2 separate regions of the Homo sapiens genome follow, and region 1 is linked to region 2. Evidence: chromatin contacts called from ENCODE Hi-C data. All regions are on one chromosome and are shown on one strand. The core of a region is the stretch at or near the end of the contact, and the rest is flanking DNA. Distances in the headings are between cores, read along the strand shown. Region 1 has its middle 110 kb from the start of SNORD137. Region 2 holds the start of LURAP1L-AS1 (LURAP1L antisense RNA 1).

Evidence for each region. Hi-C counts contacts between places; a loop is a spot of excess contacts on that map. Pooled maps may share reads with other maps.
Region 1: a loop to region 2 is called in a map of GM12878, with 3 times the contacts of the local background. The contact joins the enhancer-like site here to the promoter of LURAP1L-AS1 in region 2. A Hi-C loop is called at or near these places in 1 of 168 maps with a recorded cell type or tissue (GM12878), 2 of 37 single-sample maps with no recorded cell type and 8 of 50 pooled maps.

The regions. Positions count from the first base shown.
Region 1 is chr9:13,082,464-13,086,003 of GRCh38, forward strand. No RefSeq gene overlaps it. Among named protein-coding and RNA genes, the nearest start is that of SNORD137, 110 kb to the left of the region's middle. Within about 2 kb of position 1,713, at least 2 of the 41 ENCODE cell types and tissues checked have a DNase peak (open chromatin) inside an H3K27ac peak, as active enhancers do.
Region 2 is chr9:12,813,110-12,816,219 of GRCh38, forward strand. It overlaps LURAP1L-AS1 (LURAP1L antisense RNA 1), which reads right to left and starts at 1,280. Exons shown (of 4, transcript NR_125775.1): 1 at 1,184-1,280. The region is part of intron 1 of LURAP1L (leucine rich adaptor protein 1 like); the gene reads left to right. RefSeq lists an enhancer at 893-2,092.

The DNA of each region.
Region 1 (3,540 bases), core at 463-2,962, 270 kb after region 2:
AGAAAAACTAATCTGTAGTGACAGAAAACAGGTCAGTGGCTGTCTGTGAACAGGAGTGGCGACTGGGAGAGGGGAACTTGACTGAGAAGGACACAATATCCCCAACTTTTGGGGATATTGGAAATGATTGATGTATAGATTTGTCGAAGTATTTTAAAATCTACACTTAAATCTGGTACATTTTATTGAATATAAATTGTGCCTTATTCAAGGTGATATTTAAAAAAATCGTAGCTATAGATGGCTAACTTCACAATACATCCTAGCCATAATACCTATTCAGAGAGATCTACATCATTTTCTATACTTAATGTAGCTCAGATTTGTCTTTTACTTCAAAAACAAGAGATTTAATGCGTATCAAAGGAAGAAAAAAAACTTTCTAAAGATGTGCCAGCTTCCTTTCAAAACAATCATTTATATAACTGAGATGAAAATGTAACCATCCTATTTCAGCATTCAGTCTTTTCAGCTGAAGCAGATAAAGATCTGGGTTGCTGAAACTTGTTTTGCTGCTCTATAAAATAGCTGCAGTATCATTGACACTTAATAGGCATGAATCATGGCACAACCTTTCTGTTTAAAGGCTGCATGCGGCACAACAGTTGCATTCTAAACTCTAACTATGGGGTTGAGGAAACCTTTAATTTGACCTGTCTTTAAAATTCTGATTTAGTCCAGTTTATACCACCTCCCCCCACTCCCTTGGGATGCAACTACAACTACAATTCTGGTAAAAACAAGAGTGACTATCAAGTCAAAAGGCATGGCTTGGATTATCACTCTGTCCCTTTATATATTGTGTGAATTTGGACCAACTATTTAAATATATTATCTTTATTTTCCTTATCTGTAAAATGGAGATTGTTGTTCCCATCACATGAGCGTTTTGAGTACCCTGTTCCATAATGTGTATGGGAGAATCAAGTCATTCTATGCCCTTAGTAAATAATGATTGAATAGAAAATCAGAGCTTGTGCAAAAAAACTAACATGTTGGAGGCCACCCAGAAATAATGCTACAAGTAAGAGAGGATGACTGGTATGACACTATGCAAACTAGAAGAGAGTTAATTGGCTGTTATTCTCCAGGGCAGGCTGGCCTTCAAATATGACAGAGGAAATCTTGGCAGAGTAGTGCAAGATGGAACGATAGTTGAACTGGATTAAACATTGGGTTAACCAAGGCTGTCTTCTTTCTGGTTTAACATATTCAAGTATCTCCTTTAAGCATAATCTTATCCACAGAGAAGAAGAAAAGAATCCCCCTCACAGACTTCTCCCCTGCCGTCTCAAAAATAACCTTCCTTGGTAAAAGTTGCCAAATGAAAATATATTTTCCAAATCGGGCAATATTCGTGAGATAAGAAGGAGTTCTGACAGGTTTCCACTTTGGGAAAAGACACTTTACAACTGCAGGTCTTCATACCTGAAATGCCAATGACTACTTTGAGGTCTAAAGATTTCTCTTCTGCTCTAAAAAGAAAATGCAACATATTTGAGGTTAACTTTGAACATCAAAGTATTTTTTAAGAAAGAAGTGTCAGAATCCACTATGGCTGTCTCCCAAGAAGTCCTTTTTTTAAAACATTATTACTGGATTGCTTTGGATTGTGGCACACTGTCTCCTTAAGAACATATCCTTGTAGTTCCCTAAGAAAAGTCAATGTATATCGAACCACTGCATGAGTAATAGTAGACTTACTCACCAAGGAGAAAGTTGAACAGAGCCAGAACCAATTTTGTCTGAAAAGTTCCTATTACAAAGCCTTTCAGGAAGCTGCTTGTCAAGCCTCAGGCCACATCTAGAATTAAATCCCTTGCAAATCTAAAAAGTGAGTTTGTGCAAACAGGACAGAGTATCAAAATTACTTGTGGGAGTTACAAAAGGATATGTTGGTGACAGCATTAGAGCTTTTGTAGAAAAGCCAGCACCTAAGCCACTAATTGTCAGCATTGTCTCTGAGACACTGCAGTTTGCTTTCACTAATCTCAGTTTGTTTAAAGATTCCCCAGGGCAATAATTTAGTTCAGTGTACAGGCATATTTTGTTTTATTCTTCTTCACTTTATTGAACATTACAGATACTGAATTTTTTACAAATTAAAGTTTTGTGACAACCCTGTATTAGTGCCATTTTCAAACAGCATGTGCTTACTGCATGTCTCTGTGTTACATTTTGACAATTCTTGCATTATTTCACACTTTAAAAAATTATTATAATATTTGTTTTGGTGTTCTGTAATCAGTGATCTTTGATGTCACAATTGTAATTGTTTTATGGCACCACAAACTGTGCCCATATGAGACAGCAAACTTAATCCATAAATGTTGTATGTGTTCTGACTGCTCCACTGATCAGCTGTTTCTCCATCTCGCTCCCTCTTCTCAGGCTGTTCCATCCCTTGAGACAACACTATTGAAATTAGGCCAAATAGGAACCCTACAATGGCCTCTAAGTGTTCAAGTGAAAAGAAGAGTTGTGTGTCTCTCACTTTAAATAAAAAGCTAGACAGGAGAGGTGGCACATCCTGTAGTCCCAGCTACTCAGAAGGCTGAGGCAGGAGGATCACTGGAGACCATGAGTCCAAGGCTGCAGTGTGCTATGATTGCGCCCGTGAACAGCCACTGCATGCCAGCTTGGGAAACATAGTGAGACCTTGTCTTTAAAAAGAAATTAAAATAAAAACAAATATAAATTAAAAAATCAAAAGCTAGAAATGATTAGGCTGAGTGAGGAAGGCATGTTGATAACTAAGACAGGCCAAAAGCTTAGTCTCTTGCACCAGTTAGCCAAGTTGTGAATGCAAAGAAAAAGTTCTTGAAGGAAATTAAAATTGTTACTCCAGTGAACATGAATGGTAAGAGAGCTAACCAGCTTTATTGCTGATATGGAGAAAGTTGTAGTGTTTTGGATAGAAGATCAAACCATTCCATTAAGCCAAAGCCTAATCCGGAGCAAGACCCTAACTCTTCAATTCTGTGAAGGCTGAGACAGATGAGGAAGCGTAAGAAGAAAAATTAGAAGCTAGCAGAAGTTAGTTCGTGAGGTTTAAGGAAAGAATCCATCTCCATAACATAAAAGGGCAAGGTGAAGCAGGAAGTGCTGATGTAGAAGCTGCAGCAAATTATCCAGAAGCTCTGAGATCATTGATGAAAGTGACTACACTAAACCACAGATTTTTAATGTAGATGGAACAGCTTTATCTTAGAAGAAGAGGCCTTCAAGGACTTTCACTAGAGAAAAGTCAATGCCTGGCTTCAAAGCTTCAAAGGACAGGCTGATTTTGTTCATAGGGGCTAATGCAGCCAGTGACTTTTAAGTTGAACTCAATGCTCATTTACCATTCCAAGAATCCTACGGCTCTTATGAATTATACTAAATCTATTCTGCCTGTGCTCCATCAATGAAACAACAAAGTCTGAATGACAGCACATCTGTTTATAGCATGGTTTACTGAATATTTTAGGCCCACTGTTGAGACCTGCTCCAAAAAAAAGTTTCTTTTCAAAATATTATTGCTCAGTGACAAGGCACTTG
Region 2 (3,110 bases), core at 30-2,529:
TAAGTAAAGCCTTCATTCCGTACCTCCTCAATGGTACACTGAAGCTAATATCTACTGAGATGTGTGAGCTTTTTGTTAAATTTTCAGGAGTTTTGTGAACTAGTTGCCAATCACAGACATTATTAAAATTTAAAGTATTTATATAAACCTACTAGTTAAGTATTTATATAAACCTATAATTTAAAACAAAGGTAATAAATACTCAAAATTCATGGCATCCTAATTATTTTACTACATTTTACTTTCATGATTTTTTGAGGTTTTTAAAACATCTATTTTATTCACAGGGTGAAAATACCGTATATGCTCTAGTACCGAGTATCTCTTATCAATCCCATGTTTATGTTTAAGGACATTCTATAGACAGATTCAAATTGGCCATGTAGGAGTATTTATGCTACAGAAATTTAAAAACACTATAAAGCAGAACTTGATTTTTATTTTATTGGTTGTCTAGACTTAAGTGATAGAGAAAATTTTAATACTGCAGATTGAAATTGAAATTTGTGGCATGTCCCTAGTTATTACATTTCCAATAGTGCCAAAAAAAGGAAATATTCTCCATGTATTTGAAAACTGTTATTCAATTCAGTGAAGAAATTGCTGACATCATTGATGAACCAGTAAAATTCCAACATAACCCATGCTGAGGCTGAAACAAATTTCAGTTTAATTAATATAGTTTTCACTAAGTGAAAAATAATTTAACAGTGGATCACATATCAGGTGTAACAATAACAATTATTGAGGAATGAATTATCAATTGAGATTAACTGTATTTGTGACATTTTGTTTGAACTGCGTCCATAGTTTGCTATACATACAACAGTTCAGCAAGAATAAATAAAACATTCTCTGAAATCAGTTGGTTATATGGAATTGACAATAAAAAGTGCTGTATATTTTATTATTATCTGTCAAGTGTGTGTTATACATCTTCTATATCAGCACAATTTGTATTATATTTTGTAGTATATATGCATGCATGTGTGTGTGTGCATGTTTATTTTTCCCAGGAAGCTGCTTGTTAAACATTTACTGGCACACTACCCTGTGTCCTTCCCTTACAATGTAACTGTGGCCACTACAGATCACGGAGGAGCACATTAACATGCCCTGGTCTACCATGTGAAAAGAATATCTTAAGTTCTAAATTGAAAAGACACACATGCACAATACTTACTATAAATTAGTGGAAACACTTCTCTGGTCTGTGTTCAATGTGAAAAACTTCTCTGCTGTGAATATGGGGAGTCCATGTTTTCATTAGATCATTCTAAATGAATCTCGGCTCAGGTGATTTATAGCCGATTGCATCAGCCTAAATTACTCTTTGCACATTCATGTTGAAAATATTCAGGGAAACAGTTTTCACTGTATTAGATTATGGAAAAGGAATTGACATCACAGGCATCTAAGTATCAATTGGACCTAGAATCTGATGAAATCATACTGAAAAGCTGCATGTATTACTTTGGCAATCAGATGACTCACCAGCAGAAACTGTACAGATCTCACGAGCAGGCCTGGTGGCCGGAATTTATGCTTATGATTCACAGGAGTCACATGTGCTCCTTTCAAATACACCAGATACAGCTTTCTACTTTATCAAAACAACATCAATCAGTCCACTGTGCTGATGACAGTATTTTTATGTATGTAATTTAGTCCTTGGGGAAATTACTTTTCTATAACGTTCTGGGAAAAGAGTGAACTGTTTCAGTTATTGTTCAGTTCCACATATAAACAACAAAAATGGAGGAAGACAAAGCTGACTGATGTGAAAGGGAATCCTCTGTTGCCCAGTTAGAAACAAATTTTGTTGTAAATTTTGAACTGACTGAGAAAGTGAAAGAAAGCTTTGGTGGAAGGAACAGCACTGACTTTTGCATAATTGTAGGCTTTTCACCTGAAGCATTCCAAACCAAAAACAGTGAGTGGAAATGTTGTACAGTGTCTTCTCAGGCTGCAAAAAGATGATAATATTTTTATGGATCTTCTGAGAAAACAGAGGAGTGATTTATAAGTATAGATATTGAAAACACTGCTGGAAATTTTAAGGATGGGTAGGCAGAAAATCTTCTGTGATCATCAAATTGAGGATGTCCTGAATTTGGAGAGAGGGCAAATTTGAACACAAGGAGCTTATGCAAAAGGAACAAGCAAACAAACTGGAATAAATTGCTGGAAAAACAATACTCCAAGTGCTTTTAAACAGCTCTTCAGTTTATATAGACTTTTAAAAATATATTCTAAAATAAATGTGGATAGAAAAGAGGCCCTGACAGAACTAAACTCTCTTCCACCAACTACAAATCAGAGAGAACGATGATTAGTTTCTCCTAATGAGAAACTAGGGTTAGAGCATCACATTAAAAAGCAAGTCTAATCTTTCTTCCTTCAATGTATGTGACTATGGACTTGCAAAGAAGTCCTTCTTCCTTCTAATTCATATTACAGCTTGCAGGATGGTTGGGATTTACATCTTGAATATTGTGGATTTTACCATACAAATGTATAACTAGGAGGTGGCCTGCTTTTATCTGACTAGTTGACATTCATAAATAAAAGGGTAACAATAATGGAGGAGGGCTTTATGAGAAACCTGAGTATATGATGCTATCCAAGGCTCCAGAAAGGCAAAAAATGTCCCTATTTGGAAGATATATTCAGCAGCTCATGTGCACATTTCAGTTAATATATAGACATATTAAAGATGATATGCACGTTTGTCTTGGAGTGGAATACAAAAATGATTTTTATTCAAACCCAAATGGTGAGAGCAAAAATTATTATGACAAAATTTCTGATAAAGTACCTCAAATTAACATCAAACCCAAACTTCTAGCCTTAGCCATGAGTTTTTACCAGCTACATCTTTTGCTGGAGTTACTGAGCAGCAGAATTGATTCTTCTGTCTCCTCTATAGCCTGAATAATTTTCTCATAACGTAAACAATTTCGTAATCAAATGGCCACAGGAATGGCAAAATATCAGAGAATATGTCGAAATGGAAGGAAATCCTGGGATTATCTGATCTGTAGACTCTTCCTATTAAATTAAACATTAAATGCCTGAAATGTTATAAGACGTTATTAAATATCTGAAAC